Regions from separate parts of the Homo sapiens genome. Here regions 1, 2, 3 and 5 are each linked to region 4. Evidence: chromatin contacts called from ENCODE Hi-C or POLR2A ChIA-PET data. All regions are on one chromosome and are shown on one strand. The core of a region is the stretch at or near the end of the contact, and the rest is flanking DNA. Distances in the headings are between cores, read along the strand shown. Region 1 holds the start of CDYL-AS1 (CDYL antisense RNA 1). Region 2 holds the start of FAM8A1 (family with sequence similarity 8 member A1). Region 3 holds the start of RIPK1 (receptor interacting serine/threonine kinase 1). Region 4 holds the start of C6orf52 (chromosome 6 open reading frame 52). Region 5 holds the start of ECI2 (enoyl-CoA delta isomerase 2).

What was found. Hi-C counts contacts between places; a loop is a spot of excess contacts on that map. ChIA-PET counts read pairs that join two places held with the same protein, here RNA polymerase II (POLR2A). Pooled maps may share reads with other maps.
Region 1: a loop to region 4 is called in a map of naive thymus-derived CD4-positive, alpha-beta T cell, with 16 times the contacts of the local background. The contact joins the promoter of CDYL-AS1 here to the promoter of C6orf52 in region 4. A Hi-C loop is called at or near these places in 1 of 168 maps with a recorded cell type or tissue (naive thymus-derived CD4-positive, alpha-beta T cell) and 5 of 50 pooled maps. POLR2A ChIA-PET finds 5 or more read pairs at or near these places in 1 of 52 experiments (naive thymus-derived CD4-positive, alpha-beta T cell).
Region 2: a loop to region 4 is called in a pooled map, with 10 times the contacts of the local background. The contact joins the promoter of FAM8A1 here to the promoter of C6orf52 in region 4. A Hi-C loop is called at or near these places in 6 of 50 pooled maps. POLR2A ChIA-PET finds 5 or more read pairs at or near these places in 3 of 52 experiments (CD4-positive, alpha-beta T cell, CD8-positive, alpha-beta T cell and naive thymus-derived CD8-positive, alpha-beta T cell).
Region 3: a loop to region 4 is called in a pooled map, with 8 times the contacts of the local background. The contact joins the promoter of RIPK1 here to the promoter of C6orf52 in region 4. A Hi-C loop is called at or near these places in 1 of 168 maps with a recorded cell type or tissue (CD8-positive, alpha-beta T cell) and 1 of 50 pooled maps. POLR2A ChIA-PET finds 5 or more read pairs at or near these places in 1 of 52 experiments (CD8-positive, alpha-beta memory T cell).
Region 5: a pooled map shows a loop between it and region 4 (12-fold over the local background). The contact joins the promoter of ECI2 here to the promoter of C6orf52 in region 4. A Hi-C loop is called at or near these places in 4 of 50 pooled maps. POLR2A ChIA-PET finds 5 or more read pairs at or near these places in 2 of 52 experiments (OCI-LY7 and activated CD4-positive, alpha-beta T cell).

The regions. Positions count from the first base shown.
Region 1 is chr6:4,774,061-4,776,760 of GRCh38, forward strand. CDYL-AS1 (CDYL antisense RNA 1) reads right to left here and starts at 1,366. Exons shown (of 2, transcript NR_183279.1): 1 at 1,212-1,366; 2 at 466-697. CDYL (chromodomain Y like) reads left to right here and starts at 2,344. Exons shown (of 7, transcript NM_004824.4): 1 at 2,344-2,700. RefSeq lists an enhancer at 1,035-1,688 and silencers at 1,496-2,125, 2,146-2,695.
Region 2 is chr6:17,598,865-17,601,564 of GRCh38, forward strand. It overlaps FAM8A1 (family with sequence similarity 8 member A1), which reads left to right and starts at 1,438. Exons shown (of 5, transcript NM_016255.3): 1 at 1,438-2,257. The coding sequence starts at 1,546. LOC102724591 (a long non-coding RNA gene) reads right to left here and starts at 112. Exons shown (of 5, transcript XR_007059485.1): 1 at 1-112. RefSeq lists a silencer at 1,297-1,776.
Region 3 is chr6:3,067,044-3,069,743 of GRCh38, forward strand. It overlaps RIPK1 (receptor interacting serine/threonine kinase 1), which reads left to right and starts at 1,451. Exons shown (of 11, transcript NM_001354930.2): 1 at 1,451-1,618. RefSeq lists a silencer at 1,320-2,109.
Region 4 is chr6:10,693,169-10,695,868 of GRCh38, forward strand. It overlaps C6orf52 (chromosome 6 open reading frame 52), which reads right to left and starts at 1,448. Exons shown (of 5, transcript NM_001145020.3): 1 at 1,326-1,448. It overlaps PAK1IP1 (PAK1 interacting protein 1), which reads left to right and starts at 1,804. Exons shown (of 10, transcript NM_017906.3): 1 at 1,804-1,901. The coding sequence starts at 1,818. RefSeq lists enhancers at 1,362-1,411, 1,420-2,022, 1,452-1,831.
Region 5 is chr6:4,134,310-4,137,084 of GRCh38, forward strand. It overlaps ECI2 (enoyl-CoA delta isomerase 2), which reads right to left and starts at 1,266. Exons shown (of 10, transcript NM_206836.3): 1 at 1,202-1,266. The coding sequence starts at 1,251. It overlaps ECI2-DT (ECI2 divergent transcript), which reads left to right and starts at 1,763. Exons shown (of 4, transcript NR_103764.1): 1 at 1,763-1,939. RefSeq lists silencers at 1,312-1,451, 1,612-1,821.

The DNA.
Region 1 (2,700 bases), core at 116-2,615, 5.9 Mb before region 4:
CCACAGTACCATTACGCACATGGTGGAGCCCCTTGTGAATGCCTAAGCTTGTGGATGTTCTGAAGGGGGCAATAATTGGAGTAATGGTCATGGCGAGAAGTGCTTGTATTTGTATTGGTCCATCATTGCATAATAGGCTTATATGTTATATGTATCTATTTCCTATTGAGGATCTCTTTTTTACAGTTGATTTTTCTTGAGGGATTTTAAACTATCACCTGCCAGTATTTGAGCGCTTGCCGAAGTGTGCACTCAATGCTTTGAGATTTCCCAAATGTATAAAATCCTAGTCCTTGCCTTCAAGGAACTTACAACTTTTGTTGATAAATTGGTAAACCTAGAGAGAAGGCAACAATGAAATGCAGCATATAATGGAAATGCTAAGTGAGAGGAAAGAGGCGCTGTTTGGAGGAGGGAGAGGGAATTGGCTGGGCCATCAGGGAAAGAGGCAGAGCTTGAGGCGCCTTGACCAGTTGATGAAGTGGTGGCTTTAATTTGCGATTCTTGTGCAAACATTTGATAATGGGAATTGGATGTGTAGGTATTGGGCTTTCTCGTGGACACTGAAATTCCATTCATTGAACAACACCTTATTTCCTGTATAGAGAATGGTGCTAGGGGCCAGCGTCAAATTTGAAGATGAAGTCTGACTGAAGGTCATCGTTTGGAGTTGGGGTGGGGTGAAGAGTAGACAAACCTTAAAATACAGAGACGAGTGCTGCAGTGAGCACGCGTGAGTGCTTAGGCAGCGCTTGAAGAGGGAGTTACCGATTTGGCCCTGGAAGTCAGGAAGGCTATCCTTTTAAGGTGATCCCTGAGCTGGGAGTTTGTTTCAAACGGTGGGGACCGCAGGTAGAAGCACCGCTTAAGGGGAACGGCGATTCGACTCGCAGTGACTTAAGGGTTGGCGTGGTGCTTGTTCCTGGGCGTGGGGAGGACAGGAAACCGCGGGGTCTGTGAGACGCCCCGTGGTTGTTGAAACGCTGTTGGGGGGCACAAACGAATAGGGCTTTAGGAAGAAAACTGGTGGGAGGAGCCTTGTGGCTCCAAGGTAGGTTAGGAACTGGAGCGAGATGGAGCACGGAGGAGTGAGGCGGCCCGAAGGATGCCCGGGGAGACATGGAGGAACTGGCGAGGGCTTCCCGATGCAGGGCCTGGGGGAGAGGGTGAACTAATGCCTCTGCAGTGCCCCGTGGGGAAGTTCCGCATACTCGGCCAGAGTGATCGGAGTTGGCGGCTGTCTGGGGGAGTTGGGTCAGGAAGCCCCTTCTTTCGCCACCGATGGGGCACGTCCAGGGCCCGGCAGGTGTGCCCTGGCAGTAGATCTTCCCTGGGAAGTGGAGCGCGGGCCAGCCCTCGCTGTTCTGAGCGAGGGCCTGTCGTGTAGTCCACACCGTTCCGCGAAAGGAACCACCATTGACAGCCTCGTTCGATTAGAACCCGGACCTCCCTGGAATCCAGACTCGGTCCCTTCCCAGCTGCGCTTCGGAGGAGGCGGACGCTCCGAGAGGAACCCAGAGGCCTGGCGTGGGGGGAGCTGCGGGCAGAGCGGAGGCAGCCGCGCCCTCGCGCCGCCCTCCGCCGCGCCCGGCTCCCGCCCCCCGGATCCCACCCCCGGCCTGCCGCGGAGCCAGCGTGCCAGCCGGAGCTCGCCGGGCCACCCCGCGGGGCGCGCGGCCCGGGCTCCGGGTCTTGGCGGCGGCCGGTGGGGCGGGCATGGGGTGGGGTGGGTGCTCCACCTGGCCACGCCGCCGGCCCTTCGCGGGCTGGCCCGGCCCCGGACGGGCGGGCGCACGGAGGCCGCCTCTTGGGCTCCTCCTGGAGGGAGGCGCGCGGTAGACGGCGCGGCCGCTGCCGTCGGGGCGGTGGGCTCCAGACGCGGGCCGGCTCGCTCGCATGGTTCCCTGCCCCATCTCGGGTCCGTCGCTGCCCGTCCTGGTGTGCACAACCGCGCTGCGCCTCGAACCTCGAGGTCCAGGTCCCGCCTGCCCTGGGCCGGGCCGCAAGCGCCCACGTCGAGGCGGGCTGGGGGGCGGTGCCGCGGGCCAGGCCGACCCCGCAAGCGGGACTGGGGAAGTCGGAGCCCCGCCCACCACCCCGCCCCCCGCGCTCGCGGCCCCGCCCCCGACTGCCCCGCTCCTCCCCTTCCTGCCGGCTCGCTCCCGGCCCCGCCGGCCGCCCGCCTCGGCCCCGAGCGGAGCCCACTGCTCCCCTCGGCTGCCCCGCCCCGCCGCCGCCCCGCCCCTCCCGCGCGGGCGGCCCGAAAACCCGGAGCGCGGGAGCGCGGCTCCGCAGGGCCGGGCGGCCGCACTGGGCATGCTCAGTAGCCGGGGCAGGTTTTTTGGTCGCAAGTAGGAAGCTTTCTGCACTACACCGGAGAGGGGAGCCGCGATCCGGCCGCGCCGCCCGCACGCCGCCGCGCCCGCCCCAGCCCGCCCGGCCCCGCGGCGGGGCGCGATGAGCCCGAGCGCGAGCCGGCCCGCCGGGGAGTGAGCGCGGGGCGCCCAGGGCGCGTTGCGTAGCTGCTCCTGCGCACAACCCCGCCGCGCCGCCGGCCCGCACTGGCCGCGGAGTGCAAGAGGCTCGTCCGTGCCCAGCGCCCGGCCGGCCGCGGGAGCAGGAAGCGCAGGCCACGCAGGACCCAACTGAAACAAAGTGTCGGCCGCCCGGCGCCGGCGCCCGCCCCGACCCTGCCCCTCC
Region 2 (2,700 bases), core at 188-2,687, 6.9 Mb after region 4:
TTCTTGCCTGTTTGCATCAGAGTGTTTTTTGTCCAGTCATTTTTTTTGAGACGGAGTCTCGCTCTGTCGCCCAGGCTGGAGTGCGGTGACGCAATCTCGGCTCACTGCAAGCTCCGCCTCCCGGGTTCACGCCATTCTCCTGCCTCAGCCTCCTGAGTAGCTGGGACTACAGGCGCCCGCCACCACGCCTGGCTAATTTTTAGTATTTTTAGTAGAGACGGGGTTTCACTGTGTTAGCCAGGATGGTCTCGATCTCCTGACCTTGTGATCCGCCCGCCTCAGCCTCCCAAAGTGCTGAGATTACAGGCGTGAGCCACCGCGCCCGGCCTTGTCCAGTCATTTTTTTATACGGCTGTCCATGCTTTGTTGAACCTAAGCATACAAATACACGATTTCCCTTGTTATCTTTGGGTCTTCATTCTGAAGGCTCCCGTGTCACATAAAACGATGGTCAAATCAATGTCTATGTCTTTTCTCCTATTAACTGCCTCCTGTCAGTGACTTTCAGCGAAACTTCAGAAGGTGAAGCGGAAGTTTTCCTTTGGCCCGGACAGCATCATCATTAATATCATTAATAAATATTCCCACAGTATTTGGCCCTTGTATGTCCTTTGTATGGTGCTGGGGATACAATAACATATCGCTGCAGAGATTTTCAAATGTAAAAGAAGAGAGATTATACTGATTTAAAAGCTAGATTCTGTCCTCACCCTGGAGCTAGTCTGCATTTACGAAAACTTACTTTCCACTGCGGTAGACAGACGCTTTCTACTCCAGCGCAACTGTGCCTTTCCTCAAATCTAGTCTCAAATTTAGGTTCCTTTTCATTTTCTGTTATGGAAAGGCCCTCAGCGTATCCCAGGCTTTGGAGCCTTTTGTTAGTAGTCTGGCCCATGCATAATTTCCCCTTCCTCTGAATTATACATAGCACCTCACTAGTTATATTTTAATACACTTTCCTATGTCTCAGTGGTAGTTTCCTATATTAATATATATCCCAGTTTAGTTTGGCTTTTAATTTCTTTTCTTCTAAGGGGATAGATGCGTTCTGTACCACCTTCTCGAGTACTAATGGTTAACTGGAATGAACACAAGCAACAAACCCTCCGGCCTGGATCCCAAAACAACAGTCGCGGTTCTGCAACAGAAAAGGCTGCGCTGGCCCTGGGACCTGTCTCGGAAATACTCCTCATCCATCTAGTTTCTCCCAGGACAACTAGGCCCAACCCCACGGGAATATACAGAGAGGCCTCGGGTCACAGACTTAAAGCTGTAAAAGGGAGGAGGCGACGGTCTGGTCCCAGTCACCGACCAGCCACCGACTACTAGGGCCCGAACCCGGGACTGCAGACGCACCTCCCCGCCCTCCCTTCCCAGCTCCGCCTGGCGGCGGGCGTTGCTCCTGAGGGGCGGGGCTTCCGCTTCCGGCGGGGGATTGTTGACGCCTGCGGTTGCTGCGGTGGTGACGGGGCTGTTGGGGAGGGGCCATTGGGGGAGGGAAACGGAGCAGTGACAGGTATCCCAGAGGGTGCTGCTGAGGCGACGATGGCCGAGGGGCCCGAGGAAGCCCGAGGCCACCCTCCCGGGCAGGACGATGGCGGAGGGGACCACGAGCCCGTCCCTTCCCTGAGAGGCCCTCCTACCACCGCCGTCCCATGCCCCCGCGACGACCCCCAGGCCGAACCCCAGGCCCCGGGCCGGCCCACAGCCCCGGGCCTCGCGGCTGCCGCCGCAGCCGACAAATTGGAGCCGCCGCGCGAGCTCAGGAAGCGCGGGGAGGCGGCCTCCGGCTCCGGTGCAGAGCTGCAGGAGCAGGCGGGCTGCGAGGCGCCCGAAGCCGCGGCGCCACGAGAGAGACCAGCTCGGCTGAGCGCCCGCGAGTACTCCCGGCAAGTGCACGAGTGGCTGTGGCAGTCCTACTGCGGCTACCTCACCTGGCACAGCGGCCTGGCCGCCTTCCCAGCCTACTGCAGCCCCCAGCCCTCCCCGCAGAGCTTCCCTTCGGGCGGCGCTGCAGTCCCCCAGGCCGCGGCGCCGCCGCCCCCGCAGCTGGGCTATTACAACCCCTTCTACTTCCTGAGCCCCGGGGCCGCGGGGCCTGACCCGCGGACAGCTGCCGGCATCAGCACCCCTGCTCCAGTCGCGGGCCTGGGACCCCGGGCTCCTCACGTGCAGGCGTCGGTCCGGGCCACTCCAGTGACGAGGGTAGGATCCGCAGCCCCTTCGCGAAGCCCGAGCGAGACCGGGCGACAGGCAGGTGAGAAGCGCGAGGTGGAGGCTGGGCGGAGTAGAAGGGTTTTCGGGGGCCTGTGGGGTAGAGCTGGCACGCTTTTTAGACCTGTAACTGCTGCTTCTACTCTGATTGACTATCCTGCCCGTTCAGTTCACTAGCTATCGTTTGTCCAGGCCCTAAATTCCCAAAATGTACAAGGAGGCAATACAGTTTCTTCTTCCTTTAGACCTGGCACTCCAAATTGACTCCCTTACTCATGGGACTAGTTGTTTATTCGTGAAAAGAAATTGCTCTTCAAACCATCCTCTTCCTTTGGTTTTCACGCTCTGCAGTGAGGGCCAAAGCTAAATTCGCAAATGGCAAACCCACTTTTGGAGGGGCTCGACTGGTAATGCTGAAAATTATTCAGACATTGGCTACTTAGGACAGTGGAACTGAACGGATATAAAAGGAGATCGACATGGATA
Region 3 (2,700 bases), core at 201-2,700, 7.6 Mb before region 4:
CTCCAGGATTTTTTTTTTTTTTTTTTTTTTTGTGGCTTCAGAGCTCATTTCTTTTTAGCACTTAATATTCCATTGTATAGATGTACCACAGCTTATCTGTCCACCCATTAAGTGATATCTTGGATGCCCTCAAGTTTTGGCAATTATGAATAAAGCTGCTATAGACATTCTTGTACAGGTGTTTGTATGGGCATAAGCTTTCAACTCGTTTGGGTAAATACCAAGGTGTGGAGTTGCTTCATCTTATGGTAAGAAGAGCTTGGTTAAGAAATTGCCAAAATGTCTTCCAGACTCTAACATTAGGCATTCCCACTAGGAATGTATGGGAGTTCCTTGTGCTCCAGATCCTCATCAACATTTGTTGTTGTCAGTGTTCTGAATTTTAGCCATTCTAATAAATGTGTAATAGTATTTGTTTTTTTAAATTGCAATTCTTTAATGACATGATGTTGAGCATCTTTTCATATGCATATACATATGGTGAGGTGTATGTTCAGAGCTTTTGCCCGCCTTTAATCAAGTTGTACATTTTCATATTGTTGCATTTTAAGAGGGTTTTTTTTGGTATATTTTGGGTCACAGTGCTTTATCAGATATGTCTTTTGCAAATATTTTCTCCCAGTCTGTGGCTCGTGTTGTGAACGTGGCTAGTTCTCTTGACATACATATCTTTTCACAGTATGTAATCCTGTTGTGCTTTTTTTTTTTTTCCTTTTGAGACGGAATCTTGCTCTTGTCACCCAGGCTGGAGTGCAGTGGCGCGATCTCGGCTCACTACAATCTCCACCTCCCAGGTTCAAGGGATTCTCCTGCCTCAGCCTCCCGAGTAGCTGGGATTGCTGGTGCCCGCCACCACGCCCAGTTGATTTTTGTATTTTTTAGTAGAGATGGGGTTTCACCATGTTGGCCAGGCTGGTCTCGAACTGCTGACCTCAAGTGATCCGCCCGCCTTGGCTTCCCAAAGTGCTGGGATTACAGGCGTGAACAACCGCGCCCGGCCTGATGTGCATATAATTTTATTATTTGATTTTTAATATACATGAATAGCATGCAGTTCCAACTTTGCTCGAGACTTCACAATTACCATTTTAAAGGGCTGCAAAATAATCACATTTCCTCCTCAACAGCCCCACTTTACAGATGAAGGTAGAGGAATGCTAACTTGCCTATGCTAACCCGCAGAGCTCTGAATCCTCCGGATAGCGCCCCCGCTGTAATCCACCCAGTGCTTCCCTCCAGACCCTTCTCCCTCTCGTGCGCGCGGAGGTTTCGGTTTCCTCTTTTACGTAGGCCGCCCCACTCGCTTGAAAACAAAGTCCGCGATCCTCTAGCCCGCAAGAGAGCTCCGGGACTCAGACCCCGGGCGCGAGGTCCCACGAGCGGCGGGGCGGCGCTCTCGCGGTCCTCCTCCCCGGCAAGGGCCGGGGCAGGGGGAGGAGGCAGCGCGAACAGTCCACGCCCTCCAGCCGGGCGCGCTCGACGCGGACGGCGGGCCAGCTGCCGGAGCGCGGCGACTCCAGGGGACCCACAGCTGGGGCGCCAGAGCGCGGCCATCCGGGCGGGGCCGACGGAGCGCGGCAGGACTTGGCTGGACGGCGCGGCCACGGAGAAGGGCGCGGTGAGCGGACTGGCACCGCGCGGGGAACATTCCGGAGGCCGCCGGGCTCAGTCCCGGTGACCCCCCTGGTCGGGGTTCGCGCGCCCTCCCCCAGCACGCCCGGGCAAGGCTGCCGCGGCGTCGGAGTAATCCCCAACCCTCCGCCGCCGCTTCTTCCCTCACCCGGGCCTCCAGACGTTTGCCGCGGAAACGAAAGTAACGCTCGGGTGCTTGCGTGGAGGCCGGGGCGGCCGCGGGCTTCCCGGAAGGAGAGGGACTCTGCCCGGGGTGCGCGCGGCGGGCGGGCCCCGCCGGTACCGGAAGTCGGGCGGTGGGCGGGGCCGCGGGCGCTCCCGGAAGTCAGGGGTGCTCCGCTAGGTGTCTCTGCTTATCCGGAGTCCGCTGGCCGCCTCTGTGCCAGAGGTCGGGGCGCTGGACTGGTAGCGGGCGGAGACCTGCCTTTGGGCCGCGGTTACCGCGTGAGGGTGGAATAGGCAGTCCCACACGCCATTAATGTTGTTTTGGTGGAGAAGGTGGGCTCCTAGTGCCCTATCATTAAGAAAAAACAGTTTGGGCTCTTCCCTTACCAGCCCTTTGAAAGGGCCTTTTACTGTTGCGCTTGAGGCCGCAGCAGGTTCCAAAAACAAAAGCATTTCTGCGTGATCTTAGACGACTGAGGGGACGAATGTGGTAACCCTAGCAGGCTTCTGTCACTGGCAGGTGCTTTTGTGAAGTGCTGCGGACCCTCTTGAGGGTTGGGAAGAGGATAGGCTGCATCCTCCTTCCCTAAGCATTTGACAAAGCCTCACAGGGATGCGGGGGTTGCGGGGGCAGGGGGAGGTCTGGGGTTGTTAGTTCTTTCTCTCTTGCTGACCATTTGGCTCTCCCTTAATCAGAGCTCTTTTTTATTTTGGGCAAAGCAGGAGGCTGTTCCAATGATTAATTCTTCCCTGACTTACACTTGAAGAAGCCAAGGCAGGAAGTGAACTTTGAAATGTGCAATGTCTTAGTACTCATCTGCATTCTGTGACTGCTAGGAAGATGGACTGAGTCAAGAGGAAATTGTCTTGTTAGAAATGTGGAATACTGCGTCGGGCACGGTG
Region 4 (2,700 bases), core at 198-2,697:
AGATTATGAGGTCCAGCCCCAGCCAACGGATGCAGGACACAGCAGTAAGGACAACCCAAAGGCGTAAGGGACAAATATGTCTGCTTTTCCTTTGTTCAGGAGTGCTCTCACCATCGTTCCATCTGCAATTGAGCACCCTTTCTGCATAAAGTAAAAATTGCCTTGCTGAGAGATCTTTTGTCTCCATGCTGACTTTTCTTCGTGTCACCAATTATCTATTTCTAACAATAACAAGGTCTTTTCTGCACTGCAGTGACAACCAAAGCATCCCAAATGAAATCATTTCTGCAAGACCCAAACTAGCCTCTATTAACACGTACTAACAATTCAGAACACCAGAGAAGAAAAGTTATTGGAAACAAAAGGGTCTAAGCGCTGAAGCACTGTATCGCACTTGAAATGGAGGCTGAAGATTTGAGAAGGATGGACTATGCATCTTGTTTACCAAATGACCTACTACGGTGTTTATGAGAACTATACGAACCAAGATTTACTCTGTTGGGAGCTTGTAGGAAAGCTGTAATGTCTAAGACATACCTGAATCTCTAAACCTTATTAAATAAAACTTTTTTTTTCTTTGAAAGGGGGCCTGGCTCGTCCCCCAGACTGGAATGCAGTGGAGCGATCTCGGCTCACTGCAGCCTCGACCTCCTGGGCTCAAGCAATCCTCCCACCTCAGCCTTCCGAGTTGCTGAGGCCACAGGCGGGCGTCGCCATGCTGGGCTAATTTATAACATTTTTGTAGAGACGGCATCAAAATATGTTGCTCAGGCTCACTTTGTTTTCCCAACTCTCAAATGAAGGCTCTGGCCGGGCGCTGTGGCTCACGCCTGCAATCCCAGCAACTTTGGGAGGTCGAGGCAAGCGGATCACCTGCGGTCGGGAGTTCAAAACCAGCCTAGCCAACATGGAGAAACCCTGTCTCTACTAAAAAATACAAAATTAGCCAGGCGTGGTGGCGTATGCCTGTAATCCCAGCTACTCGGGAGGCTGAGGCAGGAGAATTGCTTGAACCCGGGAGGCAGAGGTTGCGGTGAGCCGAAATCGCGCCACCGGACTCCAGCCTGGGCAAAAAGAGCGAAACTCCGTCTCAAAAAAAAAAAAAAAAAAATGAAGGCTCACTGCTCCCTCCCCAGGAGGTGCCGCAACCTTGGCCAATACAGCCCCAGAGTTAGACAAGCAGACAGAGAAAGTGTGCAGGGCTGGGGTTCTGGCCCGGGCAGACGGGAACGCGGACACATCTAGCACTCCGAGTCCGTCAAGGCAGCGCGAGCGCTGCGCCGCTGGAACAAGTCACCGCGAACCCTAATCCCACCCCTCCTTACCCTATTAACGACAGAAAGCCTCGTTCCGCTGGTCCCTGAACAAAAACTCCTACCCTACTAGTACACAGCCCACAACAATGCACGCTGCCGGCGCTACAGCCCCTAAGCAACCGGCCGGAAGTCGGCCCCACCTCCTCCTGATGTCACGGAAATGAAGGGCTTCGCAGAGGATGTCCCGCCCGCTCCCTTCAGACGGGCGTAGCTGGCACCTTCCTGAGATATGCCTGCTTGCCCCCGATTTTTTTCTCCTTGCAGTGAGAACCTCCTCATGTGGCATCTTTACTTATTCTCTTCTTGGAAAATCCATGTGACCTCCCCGCGCTTAAAGTGTTTCCACGTTACAGGCGACTTAAAGGCAGCCCTGGAGCCTGACGTATAATTCGAGCGCCGATGCAGAAAGGAGTCAGGTGTTTTTTTTTTTTTTTTTTTGGTTTCCGGTTCTGTCACCTCCAGGCTGAGCCGGGCTGGCGGAAGAGGCACGTGCGCTGCTGAATGGAGCTGGTCGCTGGTTGCTACGAGCAGGTCCTCTTTGGGTTCGCTGTACACCCGGAGCCCGAGGCTTGCGGCGACCACGAGGTGAGATACCGCGTAGTTAGAGACAGTCGGAGGCGGGGCCGGGAAGGTCGGGTTTGGTTCCTACACAGCAGAGGTGAACATTGGAGCGCCTGCTGTTCACTGGATGATTTGATGAATCAAACCTAAGAGACTTAAGAGAAAAGCTAACCTTTTAAACCGTAGAATGGACATTTTATCAAAATGAGGCAATATCTGCCTTTTCTAGTAGACAAAAGGTCCACGGGACACAAAGGAAACCGGCATTTCTGCATACGGACAAATGAGTCGTAGATTGTGGATTTAAGGATCGATCCCATAAGTTGACAGTATTCAGAATTTAATGAAAGAAGATCTCGCTCTTTTGCTGAATTTCTGCCCTGGAATTTTACAAATTACTAGAACTAGATTAGGATAAATCCCTTATAGGTAAAGCGATACCAATTCATTATTTGTTGGGAACTTATGGCGAGCTGGGCGGTGGAGATGCAAAGATGCTGGAGGTATGGATCTTGCCTTAGAGACGTTGCCTACATAAGGGGTGGAGGACTGAGGAGACGCATAGATGGAGAGAAATTACAGCAGAATATGATATTACTAGATGTGTGAATAGATAAAAAGGTCAAATAAATTATCAGTAGTCAAATAGGTAGATAGGACTATACTCACGACTAGGAATCCGACCTCCTAACATCTAGCTCACTTTTATTCTTGAAGCAATTCTAAGCATTTTCTAGAAAATTGAGTACAGTACTTCTTTATGAAGTCAAGGCGTCGGTCTTTAATTATCCAGAAAATTTGGAAGTATATCACTTGGCCTATT
Region 5 (2,775 bases), core at 16-2,515, 6.6 Mb before region 4:
TACCTGCAGTGGAAGGGAGTCAGTGAAGGGGGCTCAGCAGGCGTGCCCCTTTCTATGGGTATGTTTAACCAGCCAGCCAGGAACAGAGCAGAAACAGCAACCACCGCGGGGGTGATCAGCACGTTTTTAAGCACACATAGTGAGCGGGGGTGGGGTGGCAAACTTGAATGCACAGGACTCAGGCCACAAGCTAAAAATGGAGTTCACGACGATGACACTGAATAATAGAGTTAATGGCAAAAAAGATGATTAAAATAATACAGGTTACAAAGCCCAAACCTAACACACAAACACAATTATGTAACTCGAAAATGGTGCAATGAACTCTAGGTTCAAACTTTGGACTATTAGTAACTGATTCAGTAAGATCAGCCTAGAGTAAGTTTTACATTAAAATGATTTTCTGTAAAGGGAAAAACTGCATCTTATATGGCAAATTCCACGTAGAAAACGAAAGAAAAATTTAAAATATCCACAGAAAGCCGAAATGTACAAGTTTCCACAAAATGTGGAACAAATTTATTTTTAAATAAAGCGTGAGTTTTAAAAACAAATAGCAAAAACACGACCATTTAAGAAAATACATAAAGTCGGGAAAATCACTCATAATTCTACCACTTCAAGGCCACCACCGTGTTTCGGTTTTGTTCCCTATGCACAGATTCGTGCGGGTTCCCGGGACCCCAGGGAGGTGCAGCGTGCTTCTTAGCCGTTACTCTGTACCCGGCCATTTCACTTTATAGCATACGTGTTCTCCAAGAAGCAGAGTGTTAAGTCCACACGAGTGATAACGGCTTGCGTTTACCTCGCTTTTAGCAAGCGACGCTTTGCACCCCAGAAGCAGCCCGGCTGGGAAGTGCAGGCCCGGGTGCTCAGCTGGGGCGGCTCACCCGCCCGGAGTCCGGCCCCAGGAGGATGGGAGCGTGCGCGGAGGCAGGCGGAGACCTTGGGGACTGCTGACAGGGAACCATAGCCCTGACCTCCCGACGCGCCCATCCTGACCACTCCGGGCCCAGCGGTGCAGGAGGGCGCGCGTGAGGTCGTCACTTTTTAGCACTACCTCACCGGAAAACCAGCAAAGCAAAATCCTGTTGCCACCTAGACAATAGGGAAGGAGGGTCTTCCAACGGCGGCGACCTTCGCCTGGACAGCGGTATCCTGCGGGCGACCATGGGCCGAACGGCCGGGACTCCAAGCTTACCTCGGACACGAACGCCGCGCCAGTCTCCAAGCCAAGTACGCCATCGCCATCCCTTGGGCGGCTCTAGGGCTGCGGGGGCTCGGGGGTGGGGCCGGGTCTCGGGGGCGGGGCCTAGCTCGGTCTGCGGGGGCTCGGGGGTGGGGCCGGGTCTCGGGGGTGGAGCCGGGACTCGGGGGCGGGGCCTAGGCTCCCGGGCTGCGGGGGCTCGGGGGTGGGGCCGGGGCTTGGGTGCGGGGCGGGGCCGAGAGCAGAGCCCAGGCAGGAGCCTGGGGCATGGGCGGGGCCAGGGTTGGGGCGGGGCCAGGCTGAGAGCGTAGCCACGCCGCATTCGCCATCGCTAGCCCGTGGCCTCCTCTGGGGCTGCGGGGGCTCGGGGGTGGGGCCGGGGGGGTCGGTGCGTGGGCGGGGCGGGAGCTCTAGGCGGTTAGGAGTCGGGGCTCAGATGCGGGGGCGGGGCCGGAGCGAGGCCGGGTATCACCCGGGAGTGGAGGAAGTGCGGGGGGTTCGCGGCGCGGGGAGGGTGATCCCGGGAGGACTTGCGCGGCGCGTGGGGCGGGGCACAGATGCTCCCCGGCCTGGCTCCGAGTAACTGCGAGCTGGAGGCGCGGCTGCTCTCTCGGGCGGACCTCAGCTCTGCGAACCCTGTGGCTGCCGGAGCACTGAGCGCCCTGCCCGGAGTCCCGCGGAGCCTGGCGAGGAGGGGTCGCTGCATCCCGAGGGCCAGCCCTGAGCCGGGAGGTGGGGTAACAATTGAGGGCGTATGCTTAAAAGCTGCTAGGTCATGCATCCCCAAATCGAAGGTTTGCAGACCTGGTAGGACGCCTGGGGGTCAGAAGTGATTTTTGGAGTACCCAAGTTTTTAGTGTCAGTGAAGAGTTTGTGGATATTTTTGAGTTCTGCTGAGGCATTTGCAAAGTATTTTCTTTGGGGAAGAATTCTTAAGAGTTGGAAGGGCCTTGGCTGTGTCACCTTGTCCAGTTCCCAGAGAACCAAAAAACAAAACAGAACAAAACGAAACAAAACCACCCCTCTAAATTCTGTGCCCAAGTTGTCCCATCCAAGCATGCCTAGGAGTTTTAGATTTATGTAGCTGACACCTGTGGACTACCTATAGTGAGCCAGGCTAATTGTAAGTCTTTGGACAACCCTGTAAGGAAAATGATATTGCCCTGTTGAGCTGATGTGGAAATTGCCCTGTTGAGCATATTGCCCTGTTGAGCTGATGTGGAAACTGAGACCCAGAAAGATTAATCAGGTGAATTCCCCAAAGACAGGAGGCTTGCAGGTGGGCAGAGTCCAAGTCTCAAGTAACTTTATCATTAAGTTTCATCAGGTAGATCTGGGTAATAGTGTAGATGGGGCAACACCAAAAGTCAAATAGAACAATTTGGGCTTATCCCAAAGAGATTTTTTTTTTTTTGAGATGGAGTTTCCGTCTTGTTGCGTAGGCTGGAGTGCACTGGCACAATCTCGGCTCACTGCAACCTCCACCTCCTGGGTTCAAGTGATTCTCCTGTCTCGGGCTCCCGAGTAGCTGGGATTACAAGCATGCGCCACCAGGCCCGGCTAATTTT